2 separate regions of the Homo sapiens genome follow, and region 1 is linked to region 2. Evidence: read pairs that join two places in POLR2A ChIA-PET (ENCODE). Cell type or tissue: HepG2. All regions are shown on one strand. Links, peaks and the distances in the headings refer to the core of each region. The heading gives the core; the rest is flanking DNA.

The links. Peaks named below come from ENCODE experiments on the same cell type or tissue, not always from the same donor. Only the 100,000 strongest peaks of a DNase experiment are listed, where the experiment ranks them.
Region 1: POLR2A ChIA-PET joins it to region 2 with 9 read pairs; 2 of 35 experiments call an interaction of 5 or more read pairs at or near these places.

The regions. Positions count from the first base shown.
Region 1 is chr3:188,698,198-188,713,597 of GRCh38, forward strand. LPP (LIM domain containing preferred translocation partner in lipoma) reads left to right here. Exons shown (of 12, transcript NM_001375462.1): 8 at 10,070-10,196. Among named protein-coding and RNA genes, the nearest start is that of MIR28, 17 kb to the left of the region's middle. In HepG2, for the core only: no CTCF peak of the experiment used is centred there; no DNase peak of the experiment used is centred there.
Region 2 is chr3:188,283,794-188,299,193 of GRCh38, forward strand. The region is part of intron 2 of LPP (LIM domain containing preferred translocation partner in lipoma); the gene reads left to right. Among named protein-coding and RNA genes, the nearest start is that of FLJ42393, 110 kb to the left of the region's middle. RefSeq lists an enhancer at 6,848-7,142 and a silencer at 6,848-7,142. In HepG2, for the core only: no CTCF peak of the experiment used is centred there; a DNase peak (open chromatin) is centred at 6,958.

The DNA.
Region 1 (15,400 bases), core at 5,443-7,942, 410 kb after region 2:
GCCAGGCATGTGGGGCACAGCAAAGGCCAAAATATGGTTTTAGTTTGAAAACCCAACCTTGAATAATGGTTCATTCTATTCATCAAACTTTTAGGTCATGGGTCTTGCCTAGGTGAAGCCATCCAATGGAAATAATGTCTTGGAATTCTCTTGCCTTTATTATGTCAAATCTCTAATATATAACATCCATAAAGCCTAATTAATGGGAAAAACTGAGTGTATGTTTTAGCCATAACATTGTGGAAATAGGTTCTTTTAGTTTCACACAAATAGAGATCTTCTCACCCCACCGAGAAAACTCGCTTTCTCCTTTACGGAGGGCCCGCATGGAGGTTTAGAGGGAAGGAACCCTGAAATGAGAACTGTGAATAAGGTTGGCAGGAGATCTTTGACCTAGATTCTCCTCGACTCTGAGGATTTGGCGCTTCTGCTCTGCGACTCGCTTTTCTTACTTCTTGCCTACCCGGCAGGATAACATCAGTGGTTGTACCTTGTCTGCCGAAGCCTAAGGGAGGCTGCTCTGCTCTAAATAGCCAAGCATGAGCTTTACTTTACTATTTGTCTTTTGGTCCTAAAGGCGAGACTGTACAAGAATTAATAGTTGGAGAGGCAGCAAGGCATACGTTCACCAAATGGCATGAATTTCAAGATTTGTAGCTAAAAAGTACTCAGAGTAATTACATCCCTTGCTAAAGCAACAATTAATGTGAAATTCGGGTACACTACACTGAAGTCCTTTATCAGCAGATGGAAAAGTGGAGAGTTACTGGAGAGATCTCATTCTGCAAACATTCTGCTTCCAAGAAGAAAATCATCTTTGTTAGTGGTTTCTAAGTTGTCCCTCTTGATAATTATAACTGACATCTATTTGATATTTAATATGTTACAAAGCTTCTTCATATGAATCAGATATTATTATTCTCCAGTTTATATATGAGAAAATCAACAATAGAAAAAGAAATCACTGGAGAACTTAAGTAGTATCTTAGACATCAGGCCTAAGAGCCAGATGCTCCAAGCCCAGGCACTATTATAGCTGCCTTGACACGTGGAGACGGAGAGAGGTGGGTGTGGAGAGACCTCACTTTCCCCCAGCTCAGCCTAGATAAAACCCTTGTGTGCAGAGACCAGGGCCCCCTGACTGGATGCCCAGGCCTTTTCCCAGCTGCAGTAACTCTTCCAACAACTCCTCCTGTCTGTAATTCAGAATCATCCATCCTTGGCTATGACTCCAAATTTGGTTTAAGAAAAGGCATTTTATGGGCATCGATGCATGGCATGAGAAAGGGAATATGAGGAAGTAGAGATTTTAAGAAAATCAAGATTTCGAAAGTTGAAGATCAACTGGGATGAGTTTCAAAGCAAGAATCAAACTTTTAAAGTCAAAATTTCTGGGTCTTCCTCTTTGTGTCCTTAAAATTCATTCTTCAATAAAATGGAACATAAGAATAGAAGAACCAAGAGCATGCTTTTCTAATCCCAAGGAGCTGTGAGGAGTGTTCATTTAGAAGATTTCAATTCAGATAGTCAGGTATCCACCTTCCACTTCTTTCCTTCTCTGTGGCCATCGCTTTTAACCTGAAACAGAAGAGGTATCCAGCAAATCATCTGCCCCTGGCCAGAAGGGGTTCTCCTTCCATTTAAGCAGTGAGATGTTGAGAGTAGAGTATAATTCAGTGAGAGTCAAAAAGTAGAAGCAGCCACAGGAAATTGCAAACTGCAGACTTGACACAGCTAAATAGAAGGGGGGAAAAGAACGAAAATATCAGAAATATATTTTTTCTGGCAGGCTTTCAGCTCTAAAACGGGGCTAATTCTACCTTTTGAAAAGAAGATAATTTCAATGTTTCTTTTTTTTCAAGAACACATAATTGAAGTTATTTTCCCTCTGAGGGAAGGAACCTCTTGTACATCACTACAAATGGACAAGAAAAATGAGCAGCTCTGGTACCCAGAGTGATAGAGTATTCATTATCATGTAATCTTTTTGAATATCTTGGCTGCCTTTTCCCGGTGTTTTATCCGCCTGAGCGGTGCTTTTCTGGTAAGGTTCAGATTTGCAGTAAATTTGAGTTATCTAACACCATGTAACAAAGAAATCAACAGCAGGTAAGCACTCAAGAAAGAAAAATGATCACGCCAAGGTCAGCCCCAGAGGAACTCAGGGGGCTGACATTGCGACAGATAGTGGGTATCCATTTTGTAAATTGGATCCTTAGCACACAGGTTAAAGTAGGTAAATTGTAGTAACAAAGATGCAAGATGGTGTGGTGTTTTCCTGGGAGCCATTTGCACCTTAGTGCGGGCTGTTTCCCATGCTTCCTTTTTCCTTTAGAAAGGATGATGGATATTTTTCTTCTCCACTCAGAAAAGGGGCAGTGGGATGATAAGGTGATTAACCTTTGTGTGTTCTTGATTTCATGCCCCAAGTGTAGTGAAAGTTCAGTAGGCTGCAGAAACCCTGTGACCTGCCCATTGCTTACTCAGATTCAGAATGCTGAATGAAGTTCTGGATGTTTCAGGGGATGCTGACAACTGGCTTAAGTCCTCTCATAAATGGAAATCTCTGTCATAATGAGGTTTCCACTTACTCAGTGTGTCTATTTTTATAGACTACAAAGGATCTGTAAATATGAATATCTGTGATTTCACTCTAAAGATTGGTAATGATATGTGTCTTGCATACTATGGGCACAAATGGGCACAAAAAAATGATAGAGTAGAACCAAAGGAAGCTTTGAAAATAACATGTTACACATAAAGAAACTGAGGCTCAGAAAATGGAAATGATTTGAGCAAAATCACTGGACAACTTAAAGGCAGAACTAAGATTAAAGATATTCTGAATAGTCAGGTCTTCTGTATTTATGGGTTTCTATGTAAATGTATAATCAAATACCATGAAGTGTTATATGAATATGACAGATACTGTTATGTATGTTATTCTTAATCTAGTGGAGTTTCCTTCTTCATCAAGGGTCCTATTCATGTGTACATTTTGTTTCAGAAGCAAGTCTTCATTACTGCATAGTCCCACCCATAATGTTTACCAGGGATTTAGACCCAGATTTGGCTGTAAATTTGGCTTCATATTAAGTATTTTCTTGAATGACAATCACCTGGGCCCCTAGCAAGAAAAGAGGAATGGCAAAGAAGAACCAGTTTTAGATAATTTTCAGCTGAAAAAAAAAAAATCTTTATTTTAAGAAGGGAAAATACAGAAACATAGAAAGAATATAAAGCATTCAATTTCCCATGACTTTCAACGATTAACCTTTGAGCATATTGTATTGCCGTAAGGCAGGTCAGCCTGGCCAGCGAGTGACTTATCTCCATGTGGTAGTTCAGGGCCCAGTCTCCATCCTTCCTGTGCCTCACAAGGCCACATCTAACTGCAAGGAGCATGGGAAATGTAGTCTAGCAGTGTGCCCAGCAAGAGGAGGAAATGGATTTTGGTGAGCAGTTAGCAGGCTCTGCCATGCTTAGTAAACATCAGTCCTTTTTAAAGCATATTAGCCACTAAATTGCTCAGAATGCCACGATATCTGGCTGCGTTTTTTTTTTTTGAAAGTGTCAGTGGTCTTGGTGTTAGAAGATGTTTGCCAATACACTTACTTCAGAAGCATGACTTTCATAAAAACTCAGCTCCCATTTTTAAATCTCATAATGACTTCCCATTACTTAAAACAGGCTTGGCATTGACCATATCTTACTTCTCTTTTCTCATCCTAGTTCTGTTTTTTTCCCTTTTTTTTTTTTTTTTTTTTTTTGAGACAGAGTCTCGCTCTGTCGCCCAGGCTGGAATGCAATGATGTGATCTGGGCTCACTGCAACCTCTGCCTCCTGGGTTCAAGCAATTCTTCTGCCTCAGCCTCCAGAGTAGCTGGGACTACAGACACCAGGCACCCGCCACCATGCCCGGCTAATTTTTTGTATTTTTAGTAGAGGTGGGATTTCACCATGTTAGCTAGGATGGTCTCGATTTCCTGACCTCGTGATCCGCCTCCCTCAGCCTCCCAAAGTGCTGGGATTATAGGCGTAAGCCACCACGCCCAGCCTTTCCTCTTAACAGTTTTTTAGATATACATGTTCCTCCTGAAATGCCTTTAACTTTCTTCCTTCTTTCTTTTCTTCTTCTTCTTCTTTTTTTTTTTTTTCCGGCTGTTGTACGCAATTTATTCTTCAAGATCAAACTACAGGTCATCTTTTTTTGGCAGCCTTCTTCCGTCTCAGAACACTGAATTCATACCTGTGTTTTAGAGCTTAGACTTTATTGTAATTGCCTATTTTCATGTCTCTTTCTTCCCAAACTGTGAGTTGTTAGAGACAGGATCTCTGAATAATTTGTCTTTATACTTAAAGTTCTTGGCACTTGGTAATCCCGTAGGAGATTTATGTTAAGACAATTTTGACGGAGTCCTCTAAAATCTGTCGCTCAGTAACTCACCTGTGGATCATATAACGTTAACTTGCCTTTAGTAAGAGATTCGGGTATTTCAGAAACAAACATATTAGTGATTAAGATTGATACTTACAAGAATGTCTTTTTTTAAGAGAAAGGTTTGCTTCACAATGTCTTTGTTTTGCTATTTGGCAGCAAACCTCCACTCTGATAAAAGAAATCTTTGCTTAGATAATAGACTCAGACTAAAATCCAAACAGCCGCACAGTAAGAGAACTAGAAAGTCTTGGAGACAATGATATCAAAACCCCGAGAGGCATTGCAGTGAAGAAGTATGCCCAACTCAGCACACCCCAGTTTCAACGTTCTGCTGTTTTTAAGCAGCGGTACCTCTACAAGGTTGCTCACTTATCTTCTTAAGTCTCTATTTTCTCATCCAGAAATAGGATTACATGTCATACAGGGCTGTTGTGTAGGCATTTGAGATTTCACATCTGTGAAAGTAGGCATCTTGAAAAGGGTCTTGCAAACATGAGGAATTAATATGCTACAGTGAATATGTTGCTGATACAACTCACACTTCTACTTCTGAAGAAACGAGAAACAAAAATAACACAAACTATTCCCTTTCAGCACCTCCCACCACAAATATTCAATCGTGTTTTATTACCCATACAATATGCTAGAAGTTGCTTATTAACAAATAAGTTGGACACAGTTGTTCATTTTTCTTAGGAGGTATTGAGCCCTAAACACTATCGAGAGAGAGGTATTAGAGTAGGTCTCTGATTATGACAGTAAGAATAGTACTGGATTACTGCTTCTAGGCTCGAACACTGAAAGTTTTAAGCTGTCTTCTTTGGTGTAAGAGACAACTCTTAACGGAGGAACCCTGTGTTTCTCCATGGTGTATTCCACAGGTGTTAAGTATTCTGCACTGGGTTAGTGACAGCCGTGGAGTGGAGGTGGAGGCTGTTCTCTAGCCAAATAAACTTCAGAAATACTGAAAGAAATGGTCTCTCAGAATCTTTCATCATAAGAAAAAAACAGGAATCCATAATTAGCATTAGATAAAAGAGTAGAATCTAACAGAAAATAGCCTTTCCAAGTGTTATTTCAGAAACAGCATAGCAAGCAAATAGAGTATTCAGAGAACAAAAAGAATGATAACGTTTTTCTCAAAATCTGTGAAATATTGACAAGGTAAGTACTTTGAAATTAGATTTATACTTGAAATGTAAGTGCTAGGGGTAGAATCTAAATTTCTGGCTTAGATTTATAAAGGACAGGATCGGCCTTCTTGCTGCCTTGTCTATATTGAAAGGGAAACTGATATTAGGTTGAGACAATGATAAATTGTGTCTGTTCTCTGAGGGTCCATCCTAAGACTGAAGACAGGAATTATCAAGTTTTCTCTAACAGTCGTTTGGCTTAATTAAAACAACTTGCACCATTATTATTAGAGGTAATATTTTATACTTTTCTAGCACTCTCTGTGGGAAGCATCGTTTGCTTGGGGAAAAAATGCATGGCACTTGGAGACAGGTGACACCATATTTTGGGCTCAAGGTCTCCCTGTATTGCAAGCCTGGAGAAAAGGTGTAGGTCACTTCCCAACCTCATTTTCAATTCCACTACCTGAACTGTAATAATCCACTCCCTCAGAGGCAGTTTGAGAGATTCAAAGAGATCCTCTTTGTTACAATTGTCTGAAAGTAGTTAAACTCTATTTATCATGAAATGTGGGTTATCTCACTTTAATTCTTACAGAGACTGTGAGGTACCACTGGCAAGTCCATTGATAGAAGAGAACCTGAAGTTATGAAAGGTTGACAAGCTCACCTAAGGATGCCAAGTGAAGGTCATAGTCAAATCTCTGTCTCTAACCTTAATGATACTGCCGTATAATGTATTCCTTTATCTCTGGCCACCAGTATATTAGATAAACTCACCATCTCATTTCAGTCTTGCTGCTCTCCCATTCACCCTCTACTTCAGCGGGAACTTTCTAAATATGATTAGAACACTCTTCTAAAAACACTTACCGTGGTTTCTAATGCCTGGATGTTCCTAATTGAGAACATGCAAATATATTCCCCGTGGTCTGTGAACTTCTTGAAATTGTAAGTAAATTTTGTGTACACTGCAGATACCTGTTTTGTTGTTGTTGTTGTTGTTGTTGTTTTGTCAAAAGACAGTTTAACACATTAGATTTTGAGACTTGTCCACGTTCTTACCCAAGGCCTGGAGCCCCTAGCTCACCGAGAAGCCCTAAACATCTCAGCATGGCATGGAAGCAGTAATTAACTGACCCTTCCTATTTTTCCACCTGTCCAGACCGAAATACTGAACCACTTGTAGTTTTTCCCACTCACACCAAACTACGTCTCAACTTTGAAACTGTGCTCCTCTCAGGGTCCTTCACTTGGCCTGGGTTGGAAGCTCCAGGATAGCGGGTCATGTCTAGCATATCTTTATCACTTGAAGTCATCATGTTTAAAAAGATTTATATTCATGGATTACAAAAGTAGAACTACTTGCTGTACAATAAAGAAACAAATGTAGAAAGTGAAAGTCCCCTAAGATTCCACCTGCTAGAAAGAATCTCCTTTAACATTTCCGTACCTGGTCTTTATATAGACCTGTAAATAAACTGTAGTTACTTTATCCTATTCTGCAGTTGGATTTGTTCTTTATGAAACATGTCTTGTTCATCTTTGCAGGCTTGTTCCATAGATTTACAATGTACGTATCTGTCATTGTCTATTTAGGTGATTCTTTTGCTGGTTAGTTTACCTTGTTAGTCCTTGTTCCTCCTCTCAAATATGGCTCCTGTGACCAACCTTCGTCATTTAATTTTATTCACTTGTATGAGTACTTCTGTACAATTTTCCTGGAAGCAAGTCACATGTATGCAATTTAAAGTTTAACAATACTGGCAACCATTCATCCAATATTCATGTTTATGCAAATACCTATCAATATACTATGCTATATATATATATAATTTTTTTTAATTTTTTCTTTTTTTGTGTGGGGGGAAAATAGAATCTCCCTCTGTCACCAAGGTTGGAATGCAGTGGCACGATCTTGGCTCAAACTGTACCACCGGGTTCAAGCGATTTTCATGCCCCAGCCTCCTGAGTAGCTGGGATTACAGGCGTGCATTATCACACCTGGCTAATTTTTGTGTTTTTAGTAGATACGGGGTTTCACAGTTTTGGCTAGGCTGGTCTCGAACTTCTGGCCTCAAGTGATCTGCCAGCCTTGATTTCCCAAGATGCTGGGATTACTGATGTAAGCCACTGTGCCCGACCTGTGCTTTTTATAATTAATCATTTGTGCATGTTTCTTACCCCCACTAGACTGCAAAACTCTCAAAAACAAAGGTTGTGTGTAATATATCTTCATGTCCCTCCTGGGTTCTTACAGAAGGTACACAAAATAAACCCTGTAAGAATGAGTGGATAAAACAATAAACAAAAGAATAACTGAATAATTCAGTAGCTTCTCTAATCCTCATATGACAGGTAATGTTTACAGTTCAGAGGAGGTCCTAAGTTTAACCTTTAATGTTTGCTAATAAATAAGTCAGTCAAGGATGAGCTCTTGTCCTGACTTTATCAAAACTAGCCCTCCCTGATTTTTGGGGGGCTCTCAGTTTCCCTGTCTCACAAAGAGGAGATTAGCATAATGGTTCTTCAGATCCTGGCAAGCAACTCAATTTTTTTTGTCTGTAACCTGAGCATATGCCATAGTTTACTCATCACTGTCTCATCTCTAATCCAAATTGTTCAACAATGCAATAAAGTCTCAGGCTAAGGTTAGTGACCAGCATAAAATATTTTTGGCCTTTTCAGCCTTCTGCGTGTCTGTACTTCAAATGTCTGTATATTTTGGGAAACCAAAAAAAATGGAAATTATTTTAGAGAAAAGGCCAAATAGGTACCAATCAACCTTCTTGACTATGTTTAGAAGACATTTAACGCTTTAGACATCACACAAATGATTAATACCCATCTTGGAGTTGTAGTAAATGTTGGGAATGATAGCATGTGTTCAGAGATTTGTACTTTACAGGATTTTCACGTCCAAGAGCTCACTTGGTGTAGTGAAGATAATAGGAGAATGAATATGTAGCTTTCAGTTTTGTTGAACTTACTCTTGTAAACATTCTGAAAAGAGAACCTTTTGGCCAACTATTTTAACAATGCATAAATATCAAGGCAAGAGCATTCCCAACCCACATCTCTGCCCATTACTCATGGCAGACATCATCATCAGTTCTAAATTTAAATAATAGCATTTCTGTTTTTATCACACTTTTATTAAGAATGTTGGGGTGAGATATTAGAAATGGTCAAATTTATAGGCAATGGAAAATGTGATAAATTCCCTTTTAATCACATAGCACAAAGCTACTTTAAATCTAGTATATGGCCTTTATTCCTTTTTTACATACTTTTTATTCTTCATTGATGATCTCAAGTACTCTCTCAATTGATATTTGATTCTCTTGCATTGCTATAATTCTGGCTCGCCCGCCTATTTATTTTTTAATTTTTTTTTTACTGCAGTATGTTTTGGGGTACATGTGAGTTTTGGTTACATGGATGGGTTCTATAGTGGTGAATTCTGAGATTTTAGTGCACCCATCACCCAAGCAGTGTACACTGTACCCATAAGGGTGGAATGAAGGGGGAATAGACAAAGGCCCCAGTGGCCCTGCATGTCCCATATGGGTACAGGGGATGAGGGATAAAAGACTATACATTTTATATGGAGTCTTTGATCCCTGCCCCCCTGCCCAACCTGGCCGCGCCAAAGCCCCAAAGTCCATCATTTTGCTCTGTATGTCTTCACATCCTCGTAGCTTTGCTCTCACCCACCCATTTCAACACCAACCCAGTGTCAATGCTACTGACTTATCATCACTATTTGAAATCTGGCTGTTTGCAGTGCTGGAAAAATGAAATTACTCAACTTCCTTAACTGGAACAAAAGAACTAGAACCAAAATGTTCGCTTTCTGGACTCCTGTACTCGATAAGATTTATCTCATTTCCTATCTCAAAGTTTATATGTGGTCCCGAAGTACACAACTTCCACAAGCTCTTTATGCTGCTTGACTTTTTTCACCTGAGTGTGAGAAACTTCTACCTGTATGTTTTCTCCCTTTTAGCTGAATAAGGCCTAGCCTGCTCTGCTCCCTCTCTTCAGGAAGTCCGTCGCGGGCTATGCGAGAGGTCCCACCTTATACCCTTATTTTGCTCTTCCTGCAGCTGTTTTTCTTTAATTATTAATGTGCCTGTATCTCTCACTTCACTGTAAGGTTCATAAGAAAGAAAGACTCAATTTATTTTTCTCATAAATGTATAACAGCAAATAGTGATTACTTAGCAATTGTTGAACAAAATAGATTCTTCCTATTGTAAACATGGATTTCTAAAGCCTGATAGATGACTCATCTAGATAAGGCAAATGAGTAAAGAGATGTGTCCAAGGTTAGCCACTGAATAAGTGATAAAACTAATTCTAAAACCCAGGTCTCCTGACAGCCACGTCCAGTGCTTTTTCCTCTCCAGTGCAATCGCTGCTTGTTTAGGCTGACTGCCTTGGTTGATGGTCTAGGTGGCAATTAAAGGACTGTGTGCTTTCTGCCTTTCAGGGTGGCCATTCAGGGCAACTGGGGCCTTCGTCAGTTGCCCCTTCATTCCGCCCAGAGGATGAGCTTGAGCACCTGACCAAAAAGATGCTGTATGACATGGAAAATCCACCTGCTGACGAATACTTTGGTGAGTGGGGCCTAGAGCTGACTTCTGAAGTAACTATCTTGCTCTGATTTCCTTCCTTAGTAATTGGAACTATTATCAGCTCCACTGGTAAAGTATTTGAGTCCAGATGCATGAGAGTTGATATACATCCCCGCACAACTAAGTAATTGTAGGATTTGCATTTGCAAGACTGCCATAGATGTGATGTCTACTTAGCTTATACTAAAATTTCAGTGGTCCTTAGAGTTTCCTTAGATACAAATTTTATTGTTGAGACTTATTTTTTACCAGTCTAGGCAACATGGGGAGACCCTGTCTCCATTAAAAATACAAAAATTAGCTGAGTGTGGTGGCATGTGCCTGCAGTCCCAGCTACTCAGAAGGCTGAGGCTGGAGAATCACCTGAGCCTGGGAGGTCGAGGCTGCAGTGAGCTGTGGCTCAGTGAGCTGTGGTTGTGCCACTGCACTCCAGCCTGGACAACAGAGTGAGACCCTGTTTTTTTGTTTTTTGTTTTTGTTTTTGTTTTTTGTTTTAAAAAAGAAGACATTTTTTGACAACTTATTAGCTTCCCATTAGGCAGAAATAGGATTTCTGTGTATGTTCCCATTTCTCACTGGTCTAAAGATTCAAGTAAAAAATGTGGAATTGGATATTGTCTGATATCCAATTTCCAGATTGTACTCTTAATTTTTTTTTCTATCTCAGTTGAAGAAATGATGTTTTCTTTGTAGTTTTAATTTTCCCCTCTTCAAACTTGTTAATAACTAGGAATGGTTAATCCTTCCAATCCATGAATATAATGCAAATTTATGAATTATATGCCGATTGTGAGGTTCTGTGGACGCATAACCTGTCCTCAGTGAGGTTAAAATTGTTCAGAAAGAGGTAAGACAAGCATACAAATAATTACTAGTCTAGGTAGAAAGTGATAAAAGACATGAGAAGGCTTAGGTCAATTGTTGCAAATTTTATTTTTATTTTATTTTATTTTATTTATTTTTGAGACAGAGCCTTGCTCTGTCACCCAGGCTAGAGTATACTGGCGTGATCTTGGCTCACTGCAACCTCCACCTCCGGATTTTGAGCAATTCTCCTGCCTCAGCCTCCCGAGTAGCTGGGATTACAGGTGCCCACCGCCACACCTGGCTAGTTTTTGTATTTTTAGTAGAGACGAGGTTTCGCCATGTTGGCCAGGCTGGTCTTGAACTCCTGACCTCAGGTGATCCACCCGCCTCAGCCTCCCAAAGTGCTGGGATTACAGGTGTGAGCCACTGCGCCCGGCCAGAAGTTTTAAAAGCTCCATTTATTAGGAGCATCCGGAATACTTTGGTAAAGAATTGGTGGCACTTGAATCTGAGCCCTTTAAACCAGTGCCTTTCACATTTTCTGTGGTAGAAGACCATTTTCCTCCCAATCTGTTGGAGACCAGTATTTTTGTTGAGTCAGTTAAAATTAATTACTAGGGAAATAAAAGACACAAAATAAAATGGAAGATGAAATTTTATCATTATTAGAGTTAACTGTTAACGAATTACTCTTTTAAATTTTTATACTAGTTTCTAAATATTAATCCTTTGTTCCTGTATTTATCTCATCCAGGGTGATAAGCATTTCTTAGACACCCATCCATGGACCACTTTTTGAGTGGCACTGCTTTAAGGACAAATAGAGAAACGACATTTGGGGAACAGTATTAGTAAAGGCACAAAGATGGGGAAATTGCACAGGATTTTTGCTTCTTCAAATATTTTCTATTTTCATGTCTTTTTTGCTCCTATATGGGAATATGTAATGACAGGTCAACTGACCACACCAGTCCAAAAACACACAGTAGATGAAGTAGGAGGTATTAGGATATGAAAACCCTGGCTTTTATTTGTGTTGGGGTGGCAGTTTAGCTTAGCTAAAAGAGCAAAAAGAGTGGGAATGAAACATCTGGTTGTGGTCTCTTCTCTGTCCCTCGCTGGCCAAGCAATACTGGCATGTCACCCATCTGCCTGAGCCCCATTTCCCACCTCACTATATCAACGGTTGGGGCAAATGTTCTCTAGCATTTCTTTCAACAGTAATAAGTTCAATGTACAAACATCCTTAATCTAAAGTATAACAATAAAGCTAAACATAAATTGATGGAGATTAACAACAATGCATGGAGAACAGTAAAACAAAACATAGAAAATCCACGAAGGTTTCTAGTTACATCAAAATACACAAAAAGTTTATTAATGCTCTTGTCATTGCCATGTGAGGAGGGTTTATAATGGGGTCTAAAATACATTTTTTAAAAGTGAAAAATAAGGTCTCTGTATTTAGGTCCTATTAAAAAGGAAAAGCTGACTTACCAAGTATATATGCTTCAAATATCATAGCAACAAAATATATTGCCACAAAAAAAAAACTGAACATAGATGCTAATTGCATGAATGAATATATATTGAACACTCTGGGAAACAGATATAAATTATTACCTTTCCCTTCAAGAACTGTCCAAGCTCTACTACTTAGTAGCTTAGAAAACTTGAACAAGTATTATTCCCTCTAAACCTTCATTTTTGTTTTGTTTTATCTGTAATATGGGAATAATAACTAGCTTATACTGTTGTTTTAAGAAATGGATGAAATATTTATACAAAGCACTTAGCCAAGTTCTTGGCATGTAGAATATGCTCAATACAATACTCAAGGTTCTCCCATGCTCTTGGGGCTTATAGTTTATTTAAGACATAAGATATGCTCGTTAAAAATCCATTAATAATGCTCAATTTAAGTTTAAGTTCCTAGCAACAATAGAACGTATGTCACTGGTAAGTAATCATTGCCAAATGGGGATGAATAACCATTTGAGAATTTGGAAAAATGGCTAACTTTTATTGAGTGCTTATGATATGGCAGCACTATATTTTATTTACATTATAGGAATTAACTCATTTCACTCTTATAGGAAAACATAACCCTGTGAAATAGATACTATTATCATTTTCAGATTTTGAAATTAAGGCACAGAAATATTAATTTGCCTAATGTCAACAGCTAATACATTGCAGAACTGAATTAGAATGCAGATCTGTACATTTACACACCACACTGTAAAAGATGGGGAAAGCTAGCCAGGCTACATATTTAGAAGAGTGTTTATGGTGGAGATTAGCTTTGGACAGATGGGAAATAAGAGATGAGCATTCTCTTCTAGGTACACAGAATTAACAAAATATAAGTTGAGGCCAGGATTATTTAAAGAAAATTTACGTTATGTAGAAAACAAAAAAAAAAGTGCCTATGGTAATATTCAGGCTGCTCTGCTAGGTGGTGGTGGGGGTAGATGTGGGTCTTACCTTTGAAGTTCTTATAGTCTAATAGGATATGTGTACAGAGTTATGGTGTTATAAGCACAAGGCAGAAAGTGACAAGTGACTTAATCAATGTTCACCAAGTGTTCTTTGAGAATTCAGAAAAAGGAAAGAGAAAATCAAGAGAGAGAAATGGAAAAGTATTTATGGAATACTTAGCCTTTGAGTAAGTCTTTAAAATTGTGCTAATTGAGATTTGGAAGTAGGAAGATAGTAGAGAAGTGAAGTCATTTCTCATGAGGGGAGTTTTTGACATAACAGGGAATAAAACCACTGGAGTGAAGTGTCCACGTGAGAAGTAGCAAATATTGGGAAATAAGGTTCAAGTAGTAGGTTAGGACCAATCTAGGGAAGGCTGTCAATGTCCGGCTAAAGGCTAAGAACGTTATTGTCTATAATGAGCCCTTGCACATTGAGATCACATGCCATGAGAACTGCTCTGTGGATAGTGGTTAAAAACATGCACTCCAGAGCCAGGATGCACTTCTTACCAGCAAGATGAAATCAAGAGGCAAAGGACTAGTGAAAAGAACTGTCCTTTATTGTTCCGTGCTTTAAACATTTCTCAAGCACCTTCTCTGTGCCTGCTACTGTGCTGGGTGTTCAGGACACCCAAATGCAGAGGCTCTGCCCTCATGGGGCTCACGGGTTCCTAGGAAGGACAAGAGAGTCACAGATGTCAAGGATTTTAGTGCAGATATTAGCACTGTGTTGGGTGTGACTGAGCTGCTATGTGAGAGTCCATAAGTCTGCCTGAGGATGAGCGGAAAGAATACATAGCAGTGTGTTTGCATCAGCAGGGCCTGACCCAAGAGCGATAAAGTCTTCTCTTCCTTTCTGTCAGAGTTTTACCTTTGGCCTATTCTGGACTGCAAATAGCATTGCCAAGCACTTCCCTTAAATAACTTCTCTTTTTTGCAGGACTATCCTCTCAGCCCTGCCAAAACCCCATCACCTACTCTTTCTTTACTACTTTGCCTATTTAATGCTGGAATTTTTATTTAAACTGTAGCTGATTTACTGAAGGTAATTAAGTGCTTTCATGCTGTAGATCTCCTGCTAGACTACAGGCTGTACTTGGGAGTGAGAGTGAACAAAATGTAAATAAATGATGTCAACAGAGTAGGTTCCTTTGTGGTCATGTTGCTTTGCTTCCAAGACACTCTTTTTTTTTTCATAAGTAGAATGATTCATGAATATGTTATTATAGTTCTTGTTTCTTTGCGGAGCCCCTCATCACTCTTAACAGTTTTATTTATATTGAATTATAATTATCGTATGCTTAAAAGTACTGGGAGAGGTACCAGAAGATCACCTCACAGATGACTTAAGTACAAAGGAGAAAAGGAACTTTTATAATGGAGAGGTCTCCTGGAAGCCGTCTTAAACCAAGTAATGAAATTTAACATCCTCAATAATGGGACAGACTGGCATGTGCCAACTGAATGTAGGAAGTCTGCAGCATCGTCTAGGCAGTGGTCTTGCTAAAATATTTCAGCTCTATCCAACCATGAGGAAGTAAAAAATGCAGATGATGGGACATGCTTCAAGACACCTGTCCTGAATTCTGCAACACTGTCAATGTTATAAAACACTATTCTAGATTAAAGGAAATTGAAGAGACATGCCATTCAAATGCAAGGCATGTGTCTTGATTGAATTCTGGATGAAAAAAAAAAAAGCTGTAAAGGATTGGTAACAAACTTAGAGAAATTTGAATATCAATGATATATTAGATAATACATCAATGTTAATTTCATGATGATATTAATGGTGTTGTGATTATGTAGGAAAATCTTATTTTTATGAGCTATTTGTTGCAGTATAAGGTGAGGTATGATTGTGTCTACAGTTTTATTTTGAAATATTGATAGAGT
Region 2 (15,400 bases), core at 5,634-8,133:
ACGGTGAAAGCCCATCTCTACTAAAATACAAAAATTAGCCAGGCGTGGTGGTACATGCCTGTAATCCCAGCTACTCAGGAGGCTGAGGCAGGAGAATCGCTTGAACCCAGGAGGTGGAGGTTGCAGTGAGCCGAGATTGCGCCACGGCACTCCAGCCTGGGTGACAGAGCGAGACTCCATCTCAAAAAAAATAATAAAAATAAATTAATAAAACAAAAAGAGCTCCTCCTATGAAAGCTCTGGAAACATCCTCCACCAAACTGGTTGCACTTCTCTAGGCACAATATGGTTTATATCCTTCTAAAATCAGCATCTCGGCCGGACGCAGTGGCTCACGCCTGTAATCCCAGCACTTTGAGAGGCCAAGGTGGGCAAATCACCTGACCTCAGGTGATCCGCCTGCCTCGGCCTCCCAAAGTTGTTGAGATTATAGGTGTGAGCCACTGTGTCTGGCCAGGAGGAGCTCTTACAGAGCTGGAAGTATTTACTCAGAGAAAGATGGAGTTAGAAGGGAAGGTTGAGAATGAGAGACAAGTTAGTGTTTATTCAAGGTGGAGGTGCACAGGCCTAATGTAGGACAACGGCAAGTGGGTTGGAGAAGAGGGGCTTACGGGAAGGATGGGCAGGAGAAATGGGATGGGACCCAGGAGGCCCAAGGGGGAGGTGGAGGATTCAAGTCAGAGCTTCAGATGCTGGGTCTGGAGACACTTTCTGAATGCCTAGGAGGTAGCTGTGGTGTTTTGCAGGATAAGAAAGACAGAGGCTTTCTGTAGCTACCATCCTGCTAGGTGAAATGAAGGGATGGTCTGGGATGTGTGTGTATGTGTGTATGTGTACCCACATACGTGCATGTGTGCATGAGTGTGTATTGGTAACAGAACCAAGGAGATCAGGGACTTACCCAAGGCCATACAGCTGGGAAACAGCTTTCATTTGATTACGGTGCTAAGTTTAGTAATGACTGCGAGAGACAAAAACGGGCAGGGGGAGCATGTAGGGAAAGGGCCTCGGCCCCATTTCCTGCCCTCTCAGGCAGGTAGTGAGTAGGAGTTTTAGGTTTCACTGTTTGATAGCATCACCTCCTCTGCTTTCCCAGAAATTATTCCTCGAAGTATGACTCGAATCATTCCTCTGTTGGGAGATGTATCGGTTCAGAGCTGACTTTCTGCTCTGGTTGTTTACTGAAAAATGGTAGCACTGGCAATTCAGAGGGGGCATAAGCAAGTGAAGAAAAAAAAAATGAACAAACAGGGCATGTGAGGTCAGGGGCCCTGGTTGTGAGTCCCGGCCCTGCTTTTAGAGACCCATGTGAATTGGGCAGATCAATCAACTTCTTAGTGCCTCAGCTTTTTCCTCTGTAAATTAGAAGATAGTGATTTCTGCTTGATAAATTTATTGTGATAGTGCTTTGCAAGTTGTATTGTTGGTCGTAGGATAATAAAGATAAAGGGGTATACAGACTTGGATTCTGTTTCTATATATGTGAAGCGTTAGAGAGAGGTGGTAAATTGTTTCTCTCCCGTGGGTTGTGCACATCTCTGATATTATGGTAATCCCCATATCTTCTCCTTTTGCAGGGTGGGGTGTCTTGGATAGTATGGTTACTGAATGTAGAATCTACTAACTCCTCTTTTTTATTTCCTGAGACTGGGTCTCACTGTGCTGTCCAGGGTGGAGTGCAGTGGTGTGATCATGGCTCACTGCAGTCTTGAACTCCTGGGCTCAATCCTGAGTAGCTGGGATTACAGGTATGTGCCATCATGCCAGCTAATTAGAAAAGTTTTTCTTTGTTGAGATGGGGTCTCACTATGTTGCCTAGGCTGGCTTTGAATTCCTAAGCTCAAGTGGTCAGCCTGACTCGACCTCCCAAAGTGCTGGGATTACAGGCATGAGCCACTGTTTCTGGCCTCCTTTTTAATATTCTGCCCTGTGCAAAGCACCAGCACCAACAGCCTCCCTCCCACAACCCCCAACAGCTGTGCATTAAGTATCACTTTGGTTTGAGGATTTCCTAGCTTGCTGTTTATCCTGGGAGAATTTCTGAGTTTCTTGGTCTTTGTTTCTTTACCCAAAAGTTGGGGATAGTTCAGCTTTGTCTGCATTGTGGACACTACCTCCAGAAAGCAATGGGAAGACCCTTTGTAAGCTGTACCGAACTCTTTGTATTTTTGGAGCACATTTTGTCTTTTTTCTCCCTTCTTCTGGTGGCTGAGGTACCTCTTTGGTCTTGAAAAGACCCACTTATATGGAGGCGGAAATGGGCTTATAGAGGGAAGTGACTTTCCAAGGGCCCTGGAATGAATTGGATTCTGAGATCTGTGCCCGTCCTTGTCACAACGTGTCAGATTCCATTATTTAGTGTGGGCCTGATTTGTCCATGCCTGGGACTTTCCCAGAGGAAGTCATACTTTCTGGAAACTCTCTGAGGTCTTGAAGGGGTGGGAGAAGTCTCTGACACAAGTGCTGCTGTGGTCATGGAGGCTTCCATTCCTCTCTCCTTGTGTTGAGCAGGGAATTGCTCCTTGGATATTTTAGGTTTGAGTGACTCAACATGCTTATGACCCAGAGGATGCTGTGGTGTGTTTGGCAGCATGCTGGAATTAGTCAGAAGGCAAAACTGCTTGTCCTGACCCCAGAACCCACTTACTCTAGGTGGATGAGAAAGTCCTCTCGGATCCTCTATTTCCTAATTCATGGCAACTTCTGGAGAACAGTATTTTCTCTGTTACTGCTTTATGGGGTTTAGTGTGGAAATTAAAGAAGAGAACTTCTTATTTTTTGTAAATAATAATACAATATTCAGATACTGTTAGTTTCTGAAATTTAAAATGGGCATCTCACTTCTGTGTTCCCTCCCCAAATAAATGTATTGATACTAAAAAGGAAAGCCAGCTAACTTTATGAGGATGGCTGGTAAATGAGCCATTCTGTTTTTGCTTGCTGTCCAAGGCCTCTAATATTAAGCCTGGACCATTTCAAGCATATATGGAGGATATATATTTCAAATATACATTAGGGGTATATATTTCAAAATCGAGGACACATTAATAGTAAGAGGAGACCATGTAAGACAAAGCACAGGTTTATTTTTATTTTTATTTACCTGTTTATTTTTTATATTTTTGAGATGGGATTTCTCTCTTGTTGCCCAGGCTGGAGTGCGATGGTGCTGTCTTGGCTCACTGCAACCTCCTCCTCCCAGCTTCAAGCAATTCTCCTGTCTCAGCCTCCCAAGTAGCTGGGATTACAGGCACCCATCACCACACCTGGCTAATTTTTGTATTTTTCTTAGAGATGGGGTTTCACCATGTTGGCCAGCCTGGTCTCAAACTCCTGACCTCAAGTGATCCCCCCACCTCGGCTTCCCGAAGTGCTGGGATTACAGGCGTGAGCCACTGCGCCTGGCCAAAGCACAAGTTTAAAAATTACAAGTTTCCACCAGCCTCATATCTCCCTTGGCTTATAATATTCAAGTGTTCATGGATACTGGGGCTTGCCATCCCCCGCCCCGTGTGTTAATGCAGCCCATGGAGGCTTCTCATAGAGACATAAACAGTGGGCTCCAGAAGGTCTCTATTTAAGAAACTGAGGTCTGGCAAGGTCACACATCGAGGAAATGGCAAAATCAAGACTAAAAGCCAGCTCTTTGGATTCTCAATTCCCTGCTCTTTCTGACACTTCACTCTTCCCTCCTGTCAGGTGAAGAGAGAAGCCAGATGGTTTGACAAATGGTTCTCGTTGCTGTCAAATCTGCCTTCTTTCTTTGCTCAGACAGACAGTTCTTACCTTCCCTTTTTCGGGGGACTGGCGGAGGTGGGGTGAGGAGAGAGGTAGGAAGGTGGATGAAGGAAAAAAAGAAGCATTTTATTGCTTCATTCTTTATGTAGTAGTGATGGCCAATAAGTTCTTTTTTTCTCTGGCAAGAAGCTAAGTAAAGGCAAGGAGTAATCGTCACCTTGAATTTAGAGCACATAGAGGCCTAGAAATGGCAGGCTGTATTAGGAGACAACATTGATTTCATATATATTCATCTCTGAAAAAACATGTTTAAGATGCCATATTCATAAATACTAATAAGGCTGTCTGATTCCAATTTTCAGGTGAGATTAGCATTTTATTGAGTATTTTATCTGTCAGATTCAATGCTGGATGTACCATCCTCCCAGGCTTATTAGCATAATTGCTGTGCTTAAGCAACAATAAAAAAATCAGCAGTAAAATAGCATTTAGTGCAGGCAATTTGTTATCAAAAGCTTTTACTTAAGGACAGCTCCAGCCTGCATTTATTAGCAAGTTAGGGTTATAATTTATTTTTATTTTGAAAAACAAAAGTGGGAGAAAGATTTGGCTTTTTTGTTTTGGAAATAATAGAGAAATTAGAAAGCATTGCCTCTTTGGAAAATTGTCCACATCCCTTCTTCCTTTGCCGAAAGCAGGCTGTGATGGGAATAGATTCCACTTGTGAGCGACATTGGCTCAGACAAAAAGTTGCTCTCCTTGGCATTGGAACAAACGGGTAGTAACGTCCCTTTATGCTTGTACACACATTTCCAAAACACTTTCAGATCTCGTTTGTTGCTCAAACCTCACACCAGTCCCGTGAGGTCTCCATTCTTAGAAATAGAAAACCAAGTTGAAATGACTTGTTCCAGATGAGGCAGTTGAGTGGCAAAGTGGAGGTGTAAAAACTAGTCTTCCAGCCTCCAGTCCTGTCTCAGCATTGCTCCCCTTCACGTCGTTGTCCAGAGCTCCTGGTGGAGCCTTGGCCTTTTCCATATGTACACGTGCACACACACACACATACACACAGATCTGTGTATCTACACCTGTCTATACACATACGTGCACACCTATGCACACACATCTATGCATACATACATACTTTTTCTTTTCCTAAAAGTTAATTATGTACTCTTGCATTTGTTTTTCATTTGATGTCCGGGTTGAAATACTTCTGCCACATGAACTTCTCTTGATGCCAAATAGCCTCTTAAAATCAATCTCTCTCTCTCTCTCCACCCCCCACCCCCCACCCCCACCCCCCCGCCCCTCTAGCTAGCAACTGTATCAGGAAAGCACTTGTGATTACCATCTGTTAAGGACCTGGAACAAAATAAATGATGTTATAAGTTTTTGTAGGGAAGATAGAGATAAGATTTTAAAATATGGAGATTGGGAAATCATTTTTCTTCCTTATTTCTTAGGAAATGTATCAGAAATAAATAACATTAAATTGATGCCTTTTAGTGGGTTTTAGGCTTCAATTATGGGTAATAATTTTCAAATTGAGAATAAAGTTTTGAGTGAAAATGGACAACTGAAGCTTCTAAGCTTTGAGAGGAGTTATTTTAGCATTTTAGATTTTCTTTTCTCAGTAAATTCAAACAAAGATCATACAATCATTGAATCATAGCACGTCTAAAATCCAAGGCTCTGTGCTGGCCACTGTGTGTTTTACAGACTAGCTCAGACGTGGCTATGAGCCCCAAGACATGTTTAAACTATTAGAGAGGATACTAACGATACATTAATAATGTTCTTGGTTTTGACAGAATATTCTAGAACAGGAACTCTAGTAGGATTTTTGCTTATGTTACATCATTGAAATTTAAATTCACTCAATTATTTATTGACTAAATATTGAGCACTTATGTGATGTTCACTCTTGTATTTTACATACATCATCTCATGTAATTTTTTAACAATCATATGAAATATGATCTGAGATAATAGTCAGTACTGTTATTATTGTTCTCATCATTAGATGAGGAAATTGAGACTAAGTAACTTGTCCAAGTCATTCAGCTGGTAAGTGGTAGAACTGCTGTGGTCTCCCTGTAAACACATGTTTTTTTCATGGTACCACTTGGCAAAAAACGAATAAGCAGGTACATACGTAGACAGATAGTGCTAATGATGATTAGAGAACCTCAGAACTCATGCAGAACCTGGATGTTTAGAGAGAAAATGGAACTTGAAATCAGACAGGTGTTCAAACCCTACTATGCTTCTTAGTGTTTGTAAAATCCTCAATTTAAGGACCTCTTAGGATTTCGGTGTCTTCCTGTGAATAAAGGATTATAAAATCTTTCTCTCAATATCATAATGAGAATAAATTACAAAATGTATGTGAGTGTCTGCAAAGGTACCTAGTTCATGGTGGGAGTTCACCCTATCTTGGAAGTGCTCATAAACATGCAGGGTTTTTTTTTTGAGACGGAGTCTTACCCTATCGCCCAGGATGGAGTGCAGTGGCGCAACCTTGGCCTCCCGGGTTCAAGTGATTCTCCTTCCTCAGCCTCCCGAGTAGCTGGGACTATAGGCGCATGCCACCATGCCCGACTAATTTATTTTGTATTTTTAATAGAGACGAGGTTTCACCATGTTGGCCAAGCTGGTCTCGATCTCCTGACTTCAAGTGGTCTGACTGCCTTAGCCTCCCAAAGTGCTGGGATTACAGACGTGAGCCACCATGCCCGGTTCAACATGCAGTTTTGTGTACTGTTTAGGGACAGATGCCGAAGCCACATTGCTTGGGTTTGGATCCATCCTACCACATAATATCATGTGACCTTGGACAAACAACTTCACTTCTAGTGCTGTACTTTCTTCATCTATAAAATGGGCTTACATCATAGGGTCCTTGTGAGGATTAACAAAGTTAGAATGCGTAGAGCATGTAGAACAATGCTTGGCACACAGCATGCCGTGCTTCAGTGGTAGCACTTACTATTCCATTATACTACAGCCACCGAGAAGGACAGGTACACAGTGAATAGTTTAGGACTGTTCATGTTCCCGGCCTCTTCACTCCAAGAGCATCAGCAAGTTTAGTTTAGAACATAGGAGTTGTATTTACACAGCTACTAATGACCTTGGAAAAGTTCTTGGCTTCTCTGTCCTTGACCTTTGTTTATCTGAACGAGTAAACTTCAGATGACAGAGTGTGTGGGGAATGGAATGCATCCGCATCCTTGATAAGCTGCCCTAGTGGAATGTTGCCATGTGGCTACTGAGGGTCAATTCACTGGTCAAAGGTGGCCTGCTGGTTGGTATTTTTTCTGTGTCTTCCGGGCAAGTTCTGTCTTTCCTCAGTCTGCACATGCCTGGGTCTGTCCTCAGAGCTCTCTCCCATTTCCCTCTTCTCTAGAAAGCATTGATATAATGGGGCCACCTCTTCCTTGGACTGTTTCTGTAGCATCAGAAGGAGGTGGGTGGGAATTTGGCATACCACTTTTTGAAAGGTAATACATTCTAACATATGTATTTCACCCACCTTCAAAGAGTAAGAATACACTGAATGATACTTAATTTTAAAGATGTGTTGCTGAGGTGAACTCTAAGACGAACAATTCTTCAGAATCTTTTACTTTCTTGGGCTTCTTGTCCCAAACAACAATTATCTTTATAAAGCCTGTGTGTGTATGTGTGCGTGTGTGTTTGTGAAACTTCCTGGAATTGGTAGTGTTGATTTTGAGATGTTTCTTTGGCTTATTCAAAATATAAACAGAAAGGCTAAAGTGTTTTTCATGTCATTAAGAATGTCTTTATAAGAAAGGACATTGGCCGGGCGTGGTGGCTCTCGCCTGTAATCCCAGCACTTTGGCAGGCCCAGGCGGGTGGATCACGAGGTCAGGAGATCGAGACCATCCTGGCTAACACGGTGAAACCCCATCTCTACTAAAAATAGAAAGAAAAAAAAATTAGCCGGGCATGGTGGTGGGCGCCTGTAGTCCCAGCTACTCGGGAGGCTGAGGCAGGATAATGGTGTGAACCCAGGAGGCGGAGCTTGCAGTGAGCTGAGATCATGCCACTGCACTCCAGCCTGGGCGACAGAGCGAGACTCTGTCTCAAAAAAAAAAAAAAAAAAAGAGAAAGGACATTAAGATGATACCTTACCTTGTGTGGGGGGCTTGTAGCTTTCAAAACACTTAAGTACCCATTTTCTTATGTGTGCTTTATGACATCTCTATGATGTAGGCAAGGCAGGGTTTATCATTATTTCCCTTTTAGAAATGGTGGATCTGTGGTTCAGAGAAGTGAAATAAGTTTTCTTAAAGCAGTTCTGGATGCAAACCCAGAACATTTGACTCTAGGGTGCTTTCTGCTCCACCACCCTGATTTGATTGTAAGGAGGTAATTCTTACCAAGTACTGTCAGATTATATAGAGTTGTAATATATCTTAAAAATGCCCATTTTAATTTTCTTTAAACAGATCAGTTAAAAAGTTAACTGTGATTTGATACCATCTTGTTTCTCCCCAAGTTTAAACAGCAATGAGTCTCTAGGACCTTCGGTTAAACCAGCATGTGTTTTTCAAAAATCAAATGTCAAAGCATTTCGTGAACCTTGCTTTAATGAACAAGAGAAGTGAAGGTACAATTCCTTTTTTGCATGAGGTAATTAGGAAACAGGATGTGCAAACTTGCTATATGAATTTAAAGAGGAGCACTTCTACTGATGTACAAACTGGATGGGCATATTACAGAGGGTTTCATGCTGGTAGAAATTTTAAGTGAAATAAGTTCTCATTAAGCATATCAATTATTTTTGGACTGTGTGAAAACTTAATCTGTTTCATGAGTTGGATCTAAGGTGGTCAATACCTCTACACTCCAAAAAACAGAAGCATGACTCAAACATCTAGTTCTGATTGCAGAGTGCCTTTATCTGGAAGACTGGACATGTCGTCAGAATATAGAGCAAGAGGGATGGAATATGCTCTTAAGTTTCCTGATGACTTAAGGGTCTGCACTATACTTGCTTGGGAGGTGGGAAGGATTGAATTCTCTTTGGAAAATGCCTTTGAATCTCTTACACACATGGTACCCAATAAGCCTAGTGCTGTATTATTAGCATCATGTACTAGAGTATGGTTTACCTGACATAGGTTTTGGAAATCTATTTCTTTTATTTACACTACATGGTTTCTTAGGTGGCAATTCTCAGTGAATTACCAGCTTCCTGATAGTGTCTTGAAAAGCATGCTTTATAAGGAGGCAGAAAGTGTTTCTCTTTTGACAGATGACCTCCTTGACCCCTTGACTTTCCATTTTTGATGGTTTCTTTTGAGGTCTACGTCATCTGGTAATTTTATTGGTGTGATTTATGCCCCCAGTAAGGATCAACTTGTATAGATTCTACATTCTCATGGAAGTCTATGTACTGTCTCTACTGTGTAATAATTAGCTCCAACTCTACAAACAAGGTTAGAAATGAAATCACCAGCATTACAAGTGAGACATAACAAATGGAAGATTCCCTTCTCTGAGTTTCTCTCATACCGTTAATTTTATTTGAGCTGGCATTGACTCATTCTATATGTCTCTTCTGCTAGATTTTGAACTCTGGAGGACTGGTCTCATATCTTATTAATTATAATGGTGGCGCACAGCACATTATAGGTATTTATTACTAAGTGGTTGGGTTTAATATCTTAAGAAGCAGAAAATGTGGTTTTTCTTGAGAGAGAGATGGTTTTGGATGTTGTTCCTCTAGTATATTCTAAGCCTGCCCGCCTGGGGCTCTGTAACTATGGCTCCTAACGTGGGGAGCCCACAATCTAGCTATATCATGTTAGCGAGAGCTCTTTGTATACTGAAACAATAAACTTACCATCTTGATGAGTTTTACATGTAGAATGGCTTAGGTTATAAGGTACTGCCACCTCATTCCACTGTTGAGAATTGTCTAATGCAAAGCTCACTTTTTAAACATGGATAATTGGACAGTCATGAGTGGATCATCGAAGGGATAAGCAAAATATATGTCAAACTGAGAATTAATATCTATCAAAACACTTGCTATTATTTGGTAGATGGGAGGTTATTTTATTTTTAAGAAGTAGATTGGCTGAATGGAAAAGCAAAATGTGGCATAAAATAAAATGGGATATTGTTCAGCAGTGAAAGGAATAAAGTACTGATATGGACTACAACATGGATGAACCTTGAAAACATTATGGCAAAGTGAAAGAAGCCAGTTACAAGGCCGGGCACCATGGCTCATGCTTGTAATCTCAGCACTTTGGGAGACCGAGGTGGGTGAATCACTTGAGGTCAGGAGTTCGAGACCAGTCTGGACAACATGGTGAAACCCCCGTCTCTACTAAAAATACAAAAATCAGTTGGGCGTAGTAGTGTGTGCCTGTAATCCCAGCTACTCAGGATGGTGAGGCAGGAGAATGGCTTGAACCCGGGAGGTGGAGGTTGCAGTGAGCCGAGATCTGCCCTCCAGCCTGGGTGACAGAGCCAAACTCTGTCAAAAAAAAAAAAAAAAAAAAAAAAAAAGCCAGTTATGAAAGACCACATATTATATGATTCCATTTATGTGAAAAGCCCACAATAGGCAAATCTATAGAGTCTGTAGCGATAGAAAGTAGTGGTTGCCGGCAGGGTTGGGGTAGAGGATAGGTAGTGATTGCTAATAACTGTGAGTTTCTTTTTGGGATGCTGAAAATGCTCTTTATATGGTGGTGATGATTGCACAACACTGTGAAATACTAAAAACAGAACCGTAAACTTTAAATGGGTGAATTGTATGTAAATTATATCTCAATAAACCTGTTTTAAAAAGTGGATTTCCCTTTAATCTATTCTCTGAGGATTGCTTCAGGGATTCAAAATAGTGCATAGTGCCAAGTTTTAAACTCATATTGATTTGTTTTTGGTAAATAAGTCATGCATGCTTAACAATGGTGAACACACTTAAGGAAAAAGTGGTAACACAACTAGAGCCACCAAACCGAAGCAAGTATATTTCCACCTAACTTCATGCACGTTTTTTTCTCAGAAGCTTTAAAAATTTATACTTTCTCAAATGTTGATTAATGAGATATCTGATAAGAAATAACAGGGTACTGACAGTCCTGATTGTATAAATAGGCATTAGGGATTGTGTTCATGGTTTGCTTGTCAGCACAAGAGAAATGTGTGATTATGTTGAATGATAGTTAATTTTCTTATCCACCCATTTTAAAAATAAAGATGTACAGCTAGAAAACAGGTGCCCAGGGAATAGAGGAGACCTGCAGCTTTGATAATGAGCCCCAGAAAGAAACTAGAAGGAACAAGCTCCCGCTTAGGAGGTGCCGTTCGAGTCCTGGCCAGTGTCTGACTGTAGCTGATGGGTTTAGAGAACTGTGGCTGGCTTCTCACAAAGGATTTTTTCATTTACTCTTGTTTTGTGTTTGAGTATAGACAGCTTTTCCCATCCTCCATCAGGGTCATTGTCCCACCTTCTCTGACTCACTTATTGTGTCAACAGAATTAAAAGAGCAGCCGGTGGACGTGTGTAGAGGCTGAAGGAGAGCTGTGTTGCTAGCTTTGTATTTGAACGGTTCGTACACAAACAGTTCTCTTTGATTAAGTATCCGGTGAAACCAATTCACATGAACTCCAATTAAACTTTAATGAACAAGTGGGTGTATTAATATCAGCTGAGTAATGCAGGCAGCACAGATTCCAGTAAGTGACTCACTTCTCTGAGCAGCTCATTCCCCATGCACGGTTAGAGTTACTAGAAAGCTTCCAGCTATATTTGAGTGGATCTGGTCTGGGCCTTGTAATTCTAACAATCCTCAGGGCTCGCTATTCATCTAGTGACAAAACCACAGTCATCCAGACCTCTGTTTTCAGAGCAAAGATTGGGGATGAAGAGTTTTGTTCACATTGAGCAATTAGGCCCTTCGTTGAGCAGTGACCATTTGGACTTTTATTTTCCTCATCTTCCCATTTTTGTTTTTTTGTTATTTTATTTTTTAGAGACAGGGTCTCACTCTGTAGCCCAGGCTGGAGTGCAGTGGTGTGATCACAGCTCACTGCAGCCTCAGCCTCTTGGGCTCAAGCAATCCTCCCGCCTCAGCCTCCCGAGTAACCTGGAACAACAGGCATGCACCACTGTGCCCACCTACAAAATTTCTGTAGAGATGGGGTCTTGCTATGTCGCCCAGCTTGGTGTTGAACTCCTGAGCTGAAGTGAGCCTCAGCCTCCCAAAGCGCTTGGATTATAGATATGAGCCCCGTGCCCAGCCTTTATTTTGTTTTTAAGTGAGAATTATTTTTTTCTTAAACCCAGGGGCAGTGTAGGTGAAGGTTAAGGCAGTGAAGATAGAACAGTCAGTTTTGAAATGCACATAGCCTTCCTGAGCCTCACTTTCACCACATCTGCCAGTCTGCCTCAAGTCTTTAAGTTTCCCTACACCAGAGGCAGCAAGGTGTGCCTGGAATGATGAATTCCTTTGAGCACAGACCCTGTTCCATCTAGAGACTGATGACTGTACCTATTTCCTAGGAAAGGTTAAGCAAGATCGTGAATATAATGCTCTTCGTTTCATGCCGGCACATAATAAGTTCCCACTAAATGTTTAACTTGGTCCACTGGGGGAAGGATGAGAAGGAGGATTTGGAGATAAATGAGACTTGGCCCTTGACAATTCAGGAGCTTGGAGTCTTATAGAGATTTGACTTAAAAATGTCTGTGTAACTCCAGAGTGATAAAGACAAAAATGCTTGAAAAAGATAAGTGAGGATTCGGGGGATGGAGGAATCCCAGAGGTTGGCCCCGTCTGAGAAGGCTGGAGGTTAGGGTAGGAAGAGGTAAGGGTTTGGGAAGGTAGTTCTAGGCTGACTGAAGAGTGTGAGCAAAAGCAGAGGCAGGGATGTATCCAGGTATCAGATAGTGCACATTTAGTGTGGTTACAGTAGGTGATAATTTAGGAGGCTGATTGAAACTGAATTTAGCCTCTGCCTTAGTCACCAAGTCCTTTCCCAGCTCCACTTGCTGTTCTCTCTCTCATTCTCTCCTACCTATATTGAAACCAGTTGAAAATAATGGAGTCACACAGAGGCAGATGGCAATAATGTCCAGGTTGTGGAACATTAGCTCATTGGGCTTGCTAATGCAGCACCCATGAATGAAATTTACCCTCTTCCTCTCAGATAGCTCCTGCACTCAATAACTCCCATTTAGGGCACACTGTGCATAAAGCTCCCAACCATGAAGAGCAGGGAGGATCTGCCTCTAACAGTCAGGTAACTCACAAAGACTGGAAGGAAGTGACTGGGTTACACATGGCCAGTTTCTTCTCCAAACTCAATAATTGGGTAACTCTCTGCCTCCTCATCTGAGAACAAGGGAGTGGGAGGGAGGCAAACAAGAAAAGAGAAGAAGCAGTGGAGAAAGGAGACGTTCTGCAGTGCCAGGCTTCTTGCCCCACACTCTTCCCAAATGTCAACATAGTTCCTTTAGGGGAAAAAAGTGGGAGGCTAGAATGGTAGGACAGGGCCACAATATGGAAGTGAAAAACCAGGGGCAGTTTCCTGAGCAGGGAATGATGTCATTCGATCTATAATTCAGTCTGGTTAATCTACTTATGCAACACCAATTGAAGGACACACTTAGATAACTCAGCCTTGAGTCAACAAATCTTGTGTAACACTGCCAAGGTCCATAGTGCAAGAATCAGCCCCCACTTCGGAAATAACAACCACCCCTCAGTGCCAAATTTTGGACATTGCTTGTAAATTTCAGACTCCTTCCCTCCAAGATACTGTTTTAGAGAATGTCGTAGGGTAAAAAATTCCAAGGGGTAAAGACATAAATTCCGTAATACTACAATAGATGGGAGGCTCTAATCAAGTAGATAAATTCTATTTTTGGAATTGTGAATAAAGCAGAAAAGATTCTTGGAAATCAGGAATTGAATAGATTGATGGTACAAATGAGAGACTATATGTTGCTTAAAGAAAACAAAAGATTGCCTATCAGGTTTTAAAATGTGAGTCAGTAGTTTATATAGTGATTCAAGCTGAACAGCTATCTTGGTTATTAACTAAAATCTTTTCTTTCCCCTTCCATTTTATATATGAAGAAACTATTAATACAAAAGTCATTATCAAAGGACACTGGGGCTAGGTTTCATTACCCAGCTTAATCCTTAATTTCATATTGAGCATTTCATATTGAAGTGAAACAATAAGGATATGTTTCTAGAGACTGATGAGACAACTGAATTGGACTTGGTTTTGACATTCAAAGGGATCAGGTAGAGGTACTTAGTTGAGCTCACTACTTCATTTTGGCAAAAGACATATGTCATAGAAATGTAGTAGCCATGATGGATTATGTATCTTTGAATTGGGAGCCTATGACAAATTTTCTCCAATGGGAAGTTTCTTCAGAGCCTATCATTGTTTCAACAATAATTAAAGTAATTTACAGAGAATGTGCTCATCTACTTTTACCTACTGTTATCTTTTTTCCAAGTTAATAAACTGAATATATTGTATAGATTGGTTGATAGCCTTCCTGAAATGAACATCCTTTGCAAACCTATCTCTCCAAACCCAAATCCTGCCCAAATTTCCCAATTGTGGTAGCAAGCCCAATGAGCTCCTGATACGATCCTAATAGGATCCTCTTCTCTGGAAATCCTCGACAGATCACACTTCTCTTTTCTTGGGAACAGCTTTCTGTTTCCTTGTCCAGAATGGATGCCGTTCTGTTATCCTGGTCACTCTCTGGGCCCCCTCCCTTTGTCCACCATGAGCACAGGCTACTGGCCACTGATCCTCCTGGGGGCACTAGCCTGGCTACCCCATTGCTTATTTTACCTTTGCTTCTCTTAAATACCATTGTTGGTGATTGCTCCACACAGCAATTGTTCTCACCTAAGTCTGTGGATAAGACTCACTTAGGGAGGTTTTACCAGAATTCAGCTCATCTCCCTAAATGTTTGGGTCTGGACTAGGGCACACACTTCTCGTGAGGCGCTTCTCATGAGTACCCCTTCTCAAACTTTACGGGTATCAATTTACTTATGGCCTGCAGTGCATAAAGTGAAAGCTTTCTGAAAAGACATTTAATCCATCGGTATGAGGATGAAAAAGACACACTCAGGGCATGAAAAGAGTGAGAAGGTCACAAAAAGGGTGTGGTCTCAGCTGGAGAGGAAGCTGAACAATCCTATAAAGGAACAAAAGCTCAGCGTCCTGACCATCTGTTTCTTTCTACCCCAGGCCCATTCCCATCATGAGTATTTATTCTGCCCAGTGTGGGATGGGTTCTGTTCTAGAAGTTTGCATGAGCAGAGGGAAGCTTAGCCCCATGAGGCCAGTCATGAGGCTCCATCTTATTCTATAGGCTTCAGCCTTTTTATGAAGACCTAGCTTCTACTCTTGCCCCAGGCCCTAAGCAGGCCCAGACTTTTCCCATATACACACACTCTCTCTCTAACTTATGTGTCTTACATCTTAATAAGGCAGCAGATTGTATCAGAATCAGTTAACTCTTTATCAAAAAACCCAGAGCAGACAGACGGGTGAACTTGCTCATGGGCTGAGCTAGAAGGGAGGCCACTTTTCCTTCACACAGCCTCGGACTCTCCCTGGGCTTTTTTGT